2 separate regions of the Homo sapiens genome follow, and region 1 is linked to region 2. The links are chromatin loops, found by intact Hi-C in ENCODE. Cell type or tissue: HCT116. All regions are shown on one strand.

Region 1 (8,000 bases), 870 kb before region 2:
GCATTTGAAAAAGTGCCATGAATACATGACATAATGTAAGTAAAGAAGGAAGCAAAATGCCTGGTGTTTAATGAGTGGTCAGTACATGATATCTGAAAACAGTCTTCTCTAACGCTAGGAAGACCATCTAGAGAGAAAGAATGTAAATGCTACTTGAAAGGAAAAGAACCTGATTGAGGAGGAAACACCAGAAGACAGAATCCTACATAGCGAAAATAGAAAAAGCTAAGATATTGAGAAACGACATGTATAACATGAACATTTACAGTTCTTAATTAAATCTCATGTCCTTCACTATGTTTTAAAGATGGGCCATAAACCCATGGACAAACATAAAGCCATAAAATCATTATCCTCCAGGGCGTGCTTGGGTTTGAAGTGGACTTGCCTGAATGGACATGTACTTTGAAAGAAACCCTAGAGGGTCTTGTTCTTCTTTTCACATGAAATTCATGGGATTTAGTAAGCAATTTGTAGAAGTAGTTGGAAATAAATGTGTATAAGTACATGACAGAAAATGCAGGTCAGTAAATATCCAGCTAAGAAGTGTGGACTGGAGGCAGAGGGAAATCACAATAGTATTTTGTGGTAGGGCAAAGGCAGAGTGATGTGTTGGGGATATATATGTCAGTTATGTCATTTGGTTGGTTGGAGGGAGGGGAGAATCAAAGCAAGGAAACCAGTTAGAAGACACTTGGAATATTGAAAATGCCTAAAACTAAGCAAACTCACCTGAATATCTTCACAATTTACAAGTAACAATGTTGCTGCTATTTATAAACCAACTACAGTGTTCCAGTTTTCTATTGCTAAGTAACAAGCCCATCCACACATATTACGCTCGGTGATGTCATGAGTCATGTATTCAAAAAAGGTACAATGGGGCCTTAGCTTGGATGATTTGAACAGCTCAGGTGACAACATTTGGGTAGTGGAATTATTTGGAAGTTTTTCTCTCATTCTGGTACCTGGGCGGGGATGACCTGAAGGCTGGAGACAGCTGGGACTATGGACCAGGTCACCTAATTGAGGCAGGACCTCCTCATGTAGGTTGGTCTTCTCAGAATGTGGCATATGGATTCTGAGGAAGACACTATCCAGAGGAAACCTGTGGAGAGTGAGTGAGCATTCTGAGAGATCTAGGTCAAAGTTGCAAGGCCTCTTCTGACCTTGCCTCAGATGTCAAAGGCAAGCAGCATTATTTCTTCTCCATTGTCTCCATCAAACACTCACCCAGATTCAAGGGAAGGGGACATAGACATCATCTTTCAATGATAGGAATACCCAAGAATTTGAGCCCATGCTTTAAAGTGCCACATATAGATAATCATGGAGAAAAATGTGTTATAGTATGAAATAAATGCAGCATTAGCAAGTCTTTTCAAAGAACCTACTAAAAATTGCATAGTATTTATTTTTGACATTACTCATGCAATTCTATTAATATAATAGTGATGGGGTTCAGAACAAGCCAAATCCAAAATATTGGCACCTTGATGTTTGATAAAACAGCAGAAGCAGGAGGATCATTTTCACTGCCCTCTACCTTTCTCCCTAGAATCAGGTCATGAAACCTAGGAAGAATTTTCTGACCTTCCCCTGAAGCAAGTCAAGATTCTCATTCAAGAGGTGCCCTCCCTATACCTAAAGAAAATGAACATCTTTATCTCTGAAGACACAGGGACATAGAGAAAAAACTGAACAAACAGGCCATCCTAAGTTTGCCCTAGTTAATTACCATTAGACTATACCCCCTTTTCCAATCATACCTCCCTACAGCTGTCCACTCTTCATTAAACCTAAGCATAAAAATGGTTTCTTCTCTTTCTCTGGGTCTTCATTTCTGAAGGCTCATGTGTTATGTACAACTTACCTTAAATAAACTTGTAAACTTGTCTCCTTTTAAGTTGTCTTCTGTTATAGGGTTCTCAGCCACAACCCCAGCAATAGGTGAGGCAAAAATTTCTTCCCTGCCATCCCCCACCTCCATAATAGTCACAATTAGGAGTCATGGAATGAGCAAAGTGATATTAGCAATGCTGAAGTAATAAAAAACACTAAACAATTAAAAGCCATTTTCTAATTCAAAATTATTTTATCGGGAGCTTAAGGGTTTAAAAAAACATTTAAAACACTGTTTGGTATTTCTTAGAAATGAATGTTTGAAACTACAGCTGGTCTTCTCATGCAAAAAGCATACAAATTAAAAATGACATAATTAATTATCCAGATGCTTCAGATGTCGGCATTTGCCATCACTTTCGCCATATCACCACTCATTTAGTTCAAATGTTTCATTGCACTTAGGTGCTTGGGGTCGCAAATTTAGGTAGAAAATTTGGTTCACTCTCAAGTCTGCCTATCACCATATGTTTTGCTTGGGCATGAAAAATGAGAAGAACCTAAGCCTTTGCCACGGAGTCAGGTAAAGTGTTTCCATCAATGGCTATTAAGTTTGAGTAATGGGGTTTTAAAGAGACAACTTGTAGTGTTGCTCTTTAGGAACCTCGACAGCAATTGTGCTTTAGCTGCAGGTTCTATGATCTAACTGTAGCTTTGGCTCCATGCAGCCCCTTGCCTGTGTCACCACTGCTTGAACCCCCTCTATGGTATACATCTGTTACCAATTCCCTTTCAAAGAGCATCTGCTGCCAGGAGAGGAAAGCTTTTAATATGTTGATTTATCATCATCAGATACAGGGTTTTTATTGCTTGCATTTGAATATTATATTTAAGGTGCTTTGTGATTACAGATGTTTTACATATAAATTGCTTTATATTAGGAAAACCTTTTATTCGGTATTTTTGAGGAAACTTCACATTCATGTGTTTTACATTTTAATATCTTCTGCATTGCTGAACGCTTGTGAATTGCTTTCTGTCCATAATGGTAGTCAGTATGAGCAACAGCATCTGTGACTGTTGCTGCTTCAAGGAGAAAATTAAATGTGGTTGTTTTTTCTGTTCTAGGGAGTCAGAGTTTATTAATTACTAAAGAAAACTTTGACTGTTATTTTATCCCCAAAAGGGACAGAGTAGGTCACTACAAAAAATAACTTCCCACTCCATAACCTTTGTAAACCAGAAAATGATGTCAGTCAAGTTTCTTCTTTTCTTTCCCTTGTCTCTTGCAGTCTTAAGAAAATCTGGAAGTCTTATGTACTGTATGGTCTTTGAAATAATAGCACCATCTACTGTCTGAATCTGAATTCATTCATCATGTTAAGGAAATGATGAAGATGGTAGAGATGGAGGAAGTGCTCTAAGTCATTTAATAATGTGACTCAAAGTAAATGAAAAATGTGAAAATTCTCACCTAAAGTACAAAAACAAAAGTAATCACATCAGGGCATAGTCACATTAAATACACATAGTGAATTAATCTTTTTCATTAAGAAAGACTATAAGATCATTCTGAAATCCATAGGAAAGACAATGTCTTTATTATCATCATTATTATTTTAGTTCTCCAGTGTCAACTTATTTTATATTCATTTAGATGAAGGGTAGGGGTGCAAGACGTAGACTCAAAATACCCTAAGGAAATCCCTATCTCTCAGCCTGGCATCATGATGTAAGCCTAAGTGCTCCGTTTCTGCACCGAGTGCCAGTCCGCTCTCAGGGAACACTTCTTATAGTGGGAGTTGCTTGTAGTCTTGCCTGTTCTCTGTCCTCAAGTCCTTCTCCCAAAGGAGTCATGGTATTTCATTAAAAAACTCAACTGTCTGTATAAATGATCATTGAAAGTACGTCTCAGGGCTCTCATAACAATAAGCCACTAGCTATTTGAAGAACATAGAGGGGAATTCAGGACATTCTCCAACCCTCCTTCATGCTGATTTCTTTCAATGAGCAAGAGGTCACTTGTCATTCTGCCTCAAACACAGTTATTTCCTTAACCTCATAACTCCCAAAGAGCTGTCTTGCCTCCCACACATCTATTGCTGGCTGCACATTGCTCTTTCTTCCTCTGGAGCTGGCAGCCAGCTATTCTATAGACAGCAGGAATTTTATGCTCTCTGTCCGGTTTATTATCTCTTTTCTAAATCAATTCACAAGGTTTATTTTCTCTATCTGGCCTCTGTTCCCTTTCCTCCCACTTCCATTCTACTTCACCTTTGATTCCAAAAGGAAACCCGAATTGAAATGCCTCACTTAAAATTTTTTTTAAATTTCGTATTTATAAATAGCCAATGACCTTTGCATAAAATAAATGCTTGGAGAAAACATGTATTCTCGCAATTGATTTTCTTATTCTGTTCAATTTATTTGAGATGCCAAGAAACATACTGAGCAGGAAATAAACAATGGGATAATTGAAATATCAACTATGATTCCACACTTATTTACTAGATATTAGTTACCTCTCCTCTTTCTGCCAAACTATATGAAACCCAATCCCGGACTTCAGAGGAGCTTATAGTCAAGTTGGTCATTCCTTATCCTCTTGTCTTTTTAAAAAGTTTCTTTGGCTGGGAGCGGTGACTCACACTTGTAATCCCAGCACTTTGGGAAGCCATAGGCGGGCAGATCACGAGGTCGAGACCACGTGAAACCTCGTCTCTACTAAAAATACAAAAATTTACCCGGGCGTGGTGGCGGGCGCCTGTGGTCCCAGCTACTCGGAGAGGCTGAGGCAGGAGAATGGCATGAACCCGGGAGGCGGAGCTTGCAGTGAGCCGAGATCGCACCACTGCACTCCAGCCTGGGCACAGAGGTAGACTCCATCTCAAAAAAAAAAAAAATAAGTTACTTTATTATCTGTTTATCTCCATTGTAGAAGCTAAATACTGGCCAACTAATTTTCTACTTAGTCTAGTCTTATCTTAGTTATTATTACAACTATTGCAGGATAATATTTTAAAATATTAACTCATTTTTATTCACTGGGAAAAAAATCATTGCTTTATATATGTGTTTCCTTTGGGGAGAGAGTGGCTGTGACTGGCAATTGATAAATTAATAGATCAATCAATAAACAAAGTCAATTGAGCCGCCAAATATATTTATTTAGAAAAACTTGTGGCAGAAAACAATAGTTATAAAAGTCAATACATTTAATGTGCCAGGTATTTTTTTGTTTGTTCGTTTTCTGAAAGAGATAAAGGATCTTGAGAGTCAGAAAGCCAAGCTCCAAAGGGAGCAAAGCAGTAAGATCATCCACAAGCAAATGTAGGTAATGATGACAAATGATAATTTAAGTGCTGGTTTCCCACTCAAATGAGGTTATAATTCAAAGGTTATGGAGAAGACTGGAGAACATTGGAAGAAGCGAGCTTGCTGGCAGTAGGCAAGAAAGGCACTTGTCTTGGGTGCTACATTTAAGGGGTACCAAAAAATTCAGTAATCAAGATAAGTAATATTTTAATGCAATGTTTCAAAAAAATCCACGACAAATGAAGTATCCAAATTTTAAATAAAGACAGAGACCTTAAGGGTGCGTGAATTTCTCTGACAGGACTACAAGTCATGACTGTATCCTAAGTGAGTCTCAGGGGAGGGGCAGTAGAAACTGTAGAAGATAAAACCAAAGATAGGCTTAGAAGGACTTGGGGGCAGCAGAGTTTTCCCTTACAGCCCCCATTCATCCTCATCATAGTCTAGGAAACTATGAGGATTTTGAAGAAGTCATGAAGCTCTAGCCAGGCAGGACAAGTTTGTTAGTTCCAAGAGAAGCTTGCTAAAGTTAAGAGACATTAGGATCATGGAGGGTAAACAGCTATGGATTTCATGAGGTTCAGAAGTCCTGAGGAAAGTCAGATGAAACAAAGGTTCTGAGCCTGAGACAAGAAGGATTTAGATGAGATGGTCCTAGCAACTGACCATGCTGTGAAGGTCACAGACTCAGAGACAGAAGCCCACGCTGATGAGAACATGGGGAAAGCAAAGCAGATGCCATCAGGACACAGAGAAAAGGCACACAAATGAGACCTGAGCCACGTGGACGTTTCCCCTATCACCTCACGACTGAAACCACCCCAGGAAAGAGAAAGAGAAGGAGAGCTACGCATTTGACTCAGTCATTACCCAAAGGAGAGTACATTTTAAATTGCAAGTGACCATGAATGGAAATGAGGGTTTCAAAAGGTAAATTTCATTTAATTTTAGCAATCTAAAATATATATTTTTTTCTATTTGCATTTAGTAACTCAAAGGTGTGGTCGTGGAACATCAGTATCAGTTGTCACCTTGGCGCAGAATCTTGGGAGCCACACTGTTGCAAGGAAGAATCTGCATTTTAGTTAGATTCCTTCTGTGAGAAAAATAAAAGTTCTACTATCAAAAGACCGCTCCATACTAATGTAGAAGAGGAGACAGACAGATAATACAACATGAATATTGGGTAAACATTATCAGAGTCCTGTGCATGTAAGGTAATGGGAAAGTAACTACAAAGCCTGGACAGAATTTCACACAAGTCTATTCAGAGTCTAGATGCAAACAATTAAAACTTATCTTACTTCTTTGAGAGATAAGACTGTCTCATCTATGCCTGTTGTAAGCCCCTAAGCTAGTTCTGGAGGTAAGTGTTCACAGTTTCAAGAGTCGGAAGGCTCACAAACTTGCATTGTAAAATCAAAAGATGAAGCCTTTTAATCAGGTCTATTGTGTTCTCAAGGAGACACTCTAAAAAGTGGAAGCAGAGTAGGCAGTGACCTCCTCCTTAAGGAAAATTTCATGTTTACTTTTAGTCTTCATCATTGATCTTCATATTAACATTTGAGAAGTACTATGTTACACAAGCAATTGAAATAAATAATTTGGCATTGCTCCATTTGTCAGCACTCAGGGCTATGACTACATGTGTAGGTTTAATGGTTCAATCAGATTTCCTTCTCAACTTCTGGGAGATCTCTAATTACATCAAGAAGACAATGGTCAAGAACAGGGTCATCAAACTTTTTGTAAAGAAACAGATAGTAAATATTTGGGGCCATATAGTTTCTTCTGTAACTACTCAACTCTGCTGATGTAGGGTGAAAGCAATCATAGAAATACATAATGAAATGAACCTGACTATGTCCCAATAAGACTTTATTTACAGCAACAGGCAGCATGCCCGATTTGGCTCACTGGCCATAGTTTTCCAAATTATCTTATAGAATGTTCTATGAAACGATTCTTCTAAATATAAGGCAGTGATAACTAAGGAATAGCTCACTGGCCATAATTTTCCAGATCATGTTATAAAATGTTCTGTGAAATTGTCCTTCTAAATATAAGGCAGTGGTAGCTAAGGAATAGGGTTTGCCTCTCTGCTATGATCATTTCATCATAATTGCTAAATTCTCTAGCCGTCTTGTCATATAGTCTTTGTGACTGTAGAGCCATTCATCTTTGTATTGTGCAGTCTTAGCACATTGAGGGCATGGCTTTGCTTTTCTCAATCCTAGGTTATAGCACTTAAAACACTCAAAATGCCCTTTTACTTACACTGCTAATGAAATTCCTTTCTGTCAGTTTTTTACATATTACAGATAGATCAGATGTAGCATCTTTAAAATCAATATAGAAATATTTCATATGTTAAGCATGTCTATTGTAAAACACTTGAAAAATAAGAGTTTAATAATGTTAAATCATAATGTAATAGTAGCAGTATCCTTTGAATATATAATGCTTTCTTGTTTCTCTTTTCCTCCTTTGTCCATTGACTGTTAAACAATTGGGTCAGGTAGATAGGAAAAAATATTTCTGGGGCTTTGGGAAACTAAGTGAGATGCCCAAAGTTATGGGGCAAATAAAAGTTAGACCTTGGCTCAAATCTTCATTTCTACTTCCTATTCGAACACACTTTTCACCACAACACAGTATATTTAACCAGTAATAGCACTATATATTAATGTGGTTGATAAAATCTGTAGTTAAAACCCACAATTTTCTTCTAGCAATGTCCTCAATTTCATTAGTGACTGAGACAGAACTGTTACATGTGTTTCTGTTTTCTTTTATTGCACTCTGTATCAATGCTCATTTCCCTTTTACCGAAATTTTTAAAA
Region 2 (8,000 bases):
TGTGCTAAAATATCCTTGGAGTGAATCATAATTTTAGGATTAATAGACTTACAAGTTTTGAAAAAATGAAAGGTTTTCTCTGAAATATTACAATTAGTGCTTTGCATTGCTACTGAACAATACTTTCTCAAGTTATTCTGAGAAATGTAATTCAGAGTGCTTTGTGCAGAATCTTATTATAACTTTGAATTTTGACAATGACATTTTACATCAAAAGACAAATTTGTTGAGCAACACCAACTACAGTAATTCTGAGACTATTCCAGACAGTTAAATACTTTCTGCAATGATCAATAACAAGCATATGCATAAAGGTATAGTTGCTGTCTCATGAGGTCTATAGATTTAAGAATCACAATTAGCCATTTCCTTGGGGTCAGCCAAGTAGTAAAGGTTCTTGTTTGCATTATTAATGCCAAAGTGATGGTGGAGCTTAGTAAAACATAATAATTGGCACACACACACACACAAAGAACCCTCTTCAAATTCCCTTAGAAAGCTTTTGAGCTATAAAAAAGTCATGTTTATTTCCTGGGTATCCATGAGTCTGTGGCTTCCTAACATGAAGATGGTAGATGAAATAAATGAAAAGTCAATCAATCAGGTAAGCTGCTGGCTTCAGTGACAGAGTTGGTAGGACCTAGCCAAGGTCACCTGGTGCAGAACTGAATTTTGAGCACAAACCTTTTAACTCCAAAATTGGGTCTATATTTTAAAATTCTCCTGAGTATCTCAGGAAAGGAAAAGGCCGTGCTTTGTTTGTTTGTCTGTTTGCTTGTTTCATTATTCATGTGTTTGTGTGTTTGCCATAGTTGCAGGCTGGGGAATGCAGAAACTTCCTGCTTCTTGGGAAAGGAGTTAAGAGCCCAGGTTGGGAGCTCAGGGTGGCCTCATAAAAAGAGCCAGAGTTGGAGCCTAAAGCCAAGGTTTAAGGCCTGGATGAAGGGTTGTTTTAAGAATCAATGAATGTAATGCCAGTGTGCAATAGGAAAAGTGCACTAGAAAGGTAATAGAGATATGCAGGTTTTAGTTACAAAATTTAGGTGTCTTTGGGCAAATAATTTAACCTCTAGATCCTGAAGCTATAAAATAGACTAAAATCACTATGTATCAAGTAAGACCTTTTGCATTTGTTATACCAAAGAAATTAATTTTTCTGTATTTTTTTCATCTGTTAAATACTTCATGTGCTTTGAATCAAGCTTAGTTTAATCCAGGTATTGTGCCTCATAAATATTAAGCTCTCAATAAACACTTGTTCAAAGAATGAAGTTATCCTTGAACAAATGAATAAATGAAAGATTTCATAACAGAGGATATCATTTTGTAATTAATAATGAAATCAACAGGAGTCGAATTGATTCCTTATGTTTACCACTGTTTCTTTGTGACTACATCTTATGAGTTTGTCTAAATATAAATACAATATAACCATTCTTCCTTAAATCCAATCAATACTGTTTTTCTCTTGCAATCTTACTTTGAACATCACTGTCTTCTGGGGATACAACCTGTTTGTCCCACTGGTAAAGGTCAGTGCCTTCCAGACACTGTTTGCTACTGAAAGACAGGAAATGCATCTTTGTAGCTATCCCTTAAACAATTAGCCATAAAGGAGCTTGTTTGGGTAGTAGGCAATCGATAGAATTGCTGAAGGGTTCATCTGATAGGATCTCTAAAATTACCAACCTGATAAGGCCAAAGTTTTGATATCCAAGTACCTTGGTCATTTTGGCTATTAAATCATACTGTCAAAAAATGATTCTAGTCCATTGCTGTGAAATTATCCTAAAAGTAACTGAACTGAGAAGACTCAACCCCGAAGTGTGGTGATAACAGAACTGTCTACTTGACCAAAGTGAGCATGCCTCCACCTATCTCATGCTTTAAGGCTCAGCTCCTGGAACCCACTGCTTAAACTCGACAAGTGTTCAGAAGAGAGAAACATCACTAACAGGCTATGAAAAATAATTCTCTGAGTTCAATGTCCTGTTTGAGTTCTTGGTAGGCTCCTAGGGAAACCAGGACAGAGCGGCAGCCGGGACACCAGGAAGCTAAGCAGCAATACTTGATGGGAACTCTGAGAGAAAGGTAGAGAAATTCTAAAGACAATCTTTTCCCATTTTGCATTTTTCTGGGGACTAGTTCAACTCTTTAAATTGGAATAGGAATTTTACTGCTGGACAGAAGTTGAGGATAATATCATGGGGGAGAGGGACAAGGTTTGCATACAATTGGTTGAGGCTTAAATTGTGGAGTAGGAGAAAGCAAAACATCTATTACCTATTTTATTTTGGTTTTGATACCTTTTTTAGATATAATCTTTAAGCCAATTCTAAATGAGTGCTAGGTGTGGAACATATCATAGATCATGGAGCACACGTGTGGAAGTGCCTGACAGTCTAAAAATCCAGAACCTGAAATAAAGCTGACTTTGTTTTTCCTGTAGAATGTCCTTAAGTGTTTCTGAGATCAAGAGTCATAAATGTAGTGTATGTGTGAAAGGTATGTGAAGAAAATTTTAGCGTTGGAGCTGGGTCAGCAGGCACTCAATTGAAACTCAACCATTCAGCATTTATGTTACTTACCAGTGACACATGCTTATGAGCTTAATGATATTATCTGGCTCCATCTAACACAATGGTGCTTTTAGCTAATATCTTTAAAAATTCATTTGGAAGCAAAAGAGGACTCTCTACTCCACTAGAGACAAAGCAATGCAGTAGTCTCCCCTCATCCTCAGTCTTGCTTTCCACTGTTTCAGTTATCCAAGATAAACTGCAGTGCAAAAATAGGTAAGTAAAACAAGATAAGACATTTCGGGAAAGAGAGAGGAAAAAGAGACCATATTCACACAACTTTTATTATACTATATTGTTCTAATTGATTATTGATTATTGTTATTAACTTCTTACTGTGTCTACCATAAATTAAACTTTATCATAAGTATGTACATATAGAAAAAAAACCACTATATACAGGATTGGGTGCTATCTGTGGTTCCAGGCATCCACCGGCGGTCTTGGAACATGTCCCCTATGGATTGGGAGGGGTTACTGTACTACATCCCCATCCTCAGCTGAGCTAGGAATGGAATGACATGCCTGAAGCAAAGCACCACCCTGGCCCAATGGTCTCAATGGCAAGCAGGGGTCATGCACCACCAGACGTTCTGTGTGACCACATCTGCAGGAGTACAAGTGCCCGAGGAGTTGTGGATGGAATGGGATGGGCCTGGGAAACACGGGCCTGGAGACCAGAAGGGTGAGGAAGAAAGGAGAAAAGAGAGTAGAGAAGAGAGAAAAGGTGGAAGGAAAAGAGTGGGAGAGTCAGGGAGGCAGGAGGAAGCGAGCTACTACTGTCCAGGAAGGGGGCAAAGCTACCAGAGGGCATCCCACCCCTACAATTGACACAGCTCTCTTATGTTCCTGGTGCCCTCTAATATATAAAAGCACTCTCTGCTAAACACAAATCATTTACTACTTGTCAACTCTTCCCTTGACTATTTTAAGGGCCTAATGAAATGAAACTTATGCGTGAAGAAAAGAGATTCATAATACGGTTATTTCAAGAATACAGAAAACAGCCACACACCCCTCAGTGCTGATGCAGCACTCTACCTTGCCAGTCTCTTTCTGGGTTATATTAAAACAAATACGGTTCCAGGATTCTCTCTACGAGCAACCTAGAATACATAAAGAAAAAAGATACGGTGTTGCCACACCCTAAAGGCCCCAGTAACCTCTACACACCATGGTCCTTCTCAAAGTTTACACTTATCTTACTTAACTATGTTTTCTCCTGAGAAACCTGGAATGTTACAGAGCTGGAAACGACATCAACTAATCTATATACTTTATTTTATACTAGAAGGAACTGAATCCCAAAGTCATTAAATGAGTGGTTTTAGGTCACACACAGGTTTGATGATGAAAGAGGGTACTACCCAATTTTGCCATTATCACTGCAGTATAAAGGAGGGTATCTGTACATATGTATATCACCATCTTTAGGTCAGTAGATTACCCATTTCTTCTTATTCACATGAGAACAGCTTGTTAGAAAACCCTTAATTGTTGTATTTTCTTTTTCTTAATTCATGCTTCTGTAATCTCCTGAGACTGGTTTAGAGAGAATACAGAGCTTACAGACAAGTCTTAAGAGTGTGATTTCTTTAATGTTTACAGTCTTATAATGCAATGGGTATTAAACCGTAATTACCAGTATTTTTAGGTTGATAAAAAACACATTTTTGTTGAAATATTGTGAAATTTATGGAAAAATAGATTATTATTATATTCAAGGTTTTTAACACATTTTCCAGCTCTTACTTTTGGTCATTTTTTTATTTATTTTTATTTTTAAAATCTCTTAATCATCTACCTATTTTTTCATAACATTTACAATATTTCACCAAAGTATATTCCACTCAGTCTTAAATGAGAACCTGAAACTAAGTACAAGTTAAAAGAATGGCATGACTGTGTCATACTCATATGAAGAAGAAAGTGTAGATATATAGTCATTAGTTTGGGGACTGTGAAAAATATAAGTTTTATTAAGTATTGTTTTGTCTTTTCAAAAAACAATGTGTAATTCTCAGTCCGAAAAATTTCCACTGATGAAATATATATTCTGTAAAAGGTTAAAGTTAAGGATAATGTAAAGCATAAGAGTTTACTGCCATCTTGTGGAATGTTTGCTGTTACATTCTGAAATACCTTTTTCTCCTTTATTGTCAAGAATGTCATTTTTTTGTTACTATTAGTTACAAAATGATTTGAGAGGTCCCCAAGAACTAACCAGAACTAATACTTATCTATAAAACAAGACATGAGAGGACTCATATGCTTTGCATCACGGAGATTTTTGATTCATATAGCTTACTACCCCTTGTTTCCAGTCATTTGCTCATCTACTTTTCCTGTTGAGTGAATTTAGCATTTAATTTAATATATTTTACTTATCAAGGATTCAGAATGAGAGAAATACAATATTAGAGTGTTGACTGACACAGAAAAGAGCAAAGAACATATTCTGCTCTTGGACATTTAGTCCAGCCCAGGCATCCAGGACAATTGTCAATAAGGTAGGTCCTTACTAACAAAATTTGGTACTGGGATCAGCATTACCTGGGACATTTTAAGAACTGAAAAGACCTGGACCCCATTCCAGCCCTACTGAATCAAAACTTTCATTTTTTACAAGATCCCCAATTGATTCGCACGCACAGTAAAATTTGAATTGTACTAGCATTGACCACCATGTGTCATTCCATTTACACTTTTATTATAGCACAATATGCACACACACACACGCACACACACACACATACACACACCCCACAGTTGCTTGGAGATGTGGGAAAAGCCAAGCATCAAAACACTTGGATTCAAGTCCATGTTATTTAATTTGTGCATCTGAGTTTAAGCCCGAGAATTTAATTTTTGTGGACCTGAGATTTTTCATCTGTATCATAGAGAAAGGTGTTCCAAGGTGATTCTAATGTCCCTTCTCATTCTAAAATTCTTTGATTTACTATTTATGCATCAGTTGTTAATTTAGTTAAATATCCATGCATCATTTATTCATGCATCAGCAACTTTATTGTTTGTCTCAGTAATTCTGATTGCAGCCCAATGATTAAGTTTTAAATTCACAGCTGGCAAGCTGGTGGCCCAGCAGACATGTTTTGTCTACTAAGAAAAGTATTTAAAATTTTTGAAATTATTGCCGGGTGCGGTGGCTCACGCCTGTAATCCCAGCACTTTGGGAGGCCGAGGAGGGCAGATCACTGGATCAGGAGATCAAGACCATCCTGGCCAACGTGGTGAAACCCTGTCTCTACTAAAATTAAAAAAAAAAAAAAATTAGCCGGGCGGGGTGGCGCAGGCCTGTAGTCCCAGCTACTCGGAGGCTGAGACAGGGGAATCGCTTGAACCTGGGAGGCGGAGGTCGCAGTGAGCCGAGATTGCACCACTGCACTCCAGCCTGGTGACAGAGCAAGACTCCATCTCAAAAAAATTAAAAAATTGAAATTATTTACCAACATTTAAAAAAAATCATTATTTCACATCAATGCTATGGATTTTCTGCTTCTCTTCAAAAATCAAAACACCTGTCCAAGCTCACACTTCCACATGGAAACAATTACCTATGGCTGAACCCCATTTTGCCCCAGTCCCCACCCAGCCCTTTTCTTTACATTAATGCCTGATCCCTGTTGGCCTTGGGGTCAGTAATCTATCACTTAAGCAGTGTTCTCAATCAAGACATTTAGCATGTCCAAAACCTGTAATAGACAGACCAAATGAAAAATTGTATTCCTTTACAAGCTCTAATCTTCAACACTGAATTGTGCATTTCACTGTAGTGTGAATATCCTTTTTATGTACCACAGTACCCTTTTATGACTATTAAGTATTCACAGCATTAGAATGAGAATTGGCTTGTCCACACAGGCCCAATTTACTAATTACTTCTCTTAGCCAGCTTTTACATGTCCACATGTATAAAAGTGCAAGCAACACAGTTCCCTTCCTATTCAAAGATTACCACTAAGCTCATGCTGTAGGAGAGGAAACAATTTCTATTTTGGGGGGCCTCTGACTGCACCTATGAATTAAACTGACATAAGGCAGATTAGCAAGAGAAAGATGTACCAGTCTTAGAATTTTACATGTACCTGGAGTCCCCACAAGAAAGTGAAGCCTCAAAGAAGTGACCAGAGCAGAAAGCTTATATGCCATTTAAACAAAGAAATGAAAGATTTGTGAACAAATGACAAGACACAGGCGTTTGGGCTAGGAACAGTAAGCTATGGGGTAGTGATTAAGAGACATATTGGGGGAAACTAATGGAAGATAAGGATTATTTTAGTAAGGTTGTTTGTACAGATCCACTTCAGCATTGATTTCCAGTCTCTGCTGATAAGGATGTTCTCTTCCTTGTACAGGAAGGGCACCTTTCTCATGGCAAATTTTATAGCCTGTTTTTTAGATGGAAAAGAGGAGTTCAGAAAGCCCTTCCTGTATCTGCTGTTTCTCAAGTGCCTTCAGCTCAAAACGGTCAATATGCCACGGTAGTATATTTTTGGGTGGCATGTCCTGAATTCCTTCAATGCAAACAAGTAGAAGCTACAGCACTCTCTTCTCTAGAGAAAATATAAAAACCTCTGGTCATTGGTAAAGGTTTTTCATGCAACAGATATTTATTGAACAATGTGCAGGATGATAGTATAGCTTTGAACAAGACAGACATAATCTCTAACCTCATAAAATATGCAGTCTTACAGGGGAAACATACAATTACATAAGCAATTCCAGTCATCTCTGATGGTGCTTATGATAGAGGTTGTCACAGCTTAAAACAGAAAGTGTGAGCTGGTGTAGGAGTTGGAAATGTTTAGGGGATTCTAACATCCTTTAAGCTGAGACCTAAGGAAATATACCAGCCATTTAGGGAATGAGGTAGGAAGATGGTTCCAGGAAAGAATATCATGTGCAGAGATCAAGGGAGAGAGAGAGAGCATGGCAAGGAATGAACCGAAAGATAAACAACATGGTTGGAATAAAAGAAAAAGGAAGGAGGCTGGTATGAAATGAGCCTGAAGAGACAGGGCAGTTTCTAGACATTGGATATTGCCCTAAGAGCAATGGGAAATCACCAAAAGGGCTTAAGTGAATAGTCATCTTTGAGTCTTTAAAATAGCACTTTAAATTAGCATAAATCTAAGAGCTTAGATATTCGCAGAAATTACGGGTATCAAATAAATTAATAAATGCATTACCATCAGATCCCTGCCATCTGGTCTCACGTTCACTATGACTGCAACGGTAGTGGAGCCATGGGGCAAGAACTCTGTTCCACCTGCACTTTCAAAGATCTCTAGGGCATTAAAAAATAAAGATATGCCTAAACTTGGTTATCAAAAAAACATGTTTTATTTGAGTTGTTTACATTTAACAAATTAATACTTGTAAAACACAAAAGACAAAAGG

What was found. Peaks named below come from ENCODE experiments on the same cell type or tissue, not always from the same donor. Only the 100,000 strongest peaks of a DNase experiment are listed, where the experiment ranks them.
Region 1: a loop joins it to region 2, with 2.6 times the contacts of the local background. A loop is called at or near these places in 5 of 110 quality-filtered maps.

Annotation. Positions count from the first base shown.
Region 1 is chr2:139,786,209-139,794,208 of GRCh38, reverse strand. No RefSeq gene overlaps it. Among named protein-coding and RNA genes, the nearest start is that of LINC01853, 330 kb to the left of the region's middle. RefSeq lists an enhancer at 4,608-5,108. In HCT116, a CTCF peak has its summit at 3,191 (motif pointing left); a DNase peak (open chromatin) is centred at 3,228.
Region 2 is chr2:138,919,850-138,927,849 of GRCh38, reverse strand. LOC105373640 (a long non-coding RNA gene) reads right to left here. Exons shown (of 3, transcript XR_923371.2): 2 at 7,790-7,887. Among named protein-coding and RNA genes, the nearest start is that of NXPH2, 140 kb to the right of the region's middle. In HCT116, a CTCF peak has its summit at 4,675 (motif pointing left); a DNase peak (open chromatin) is centred at 4,679.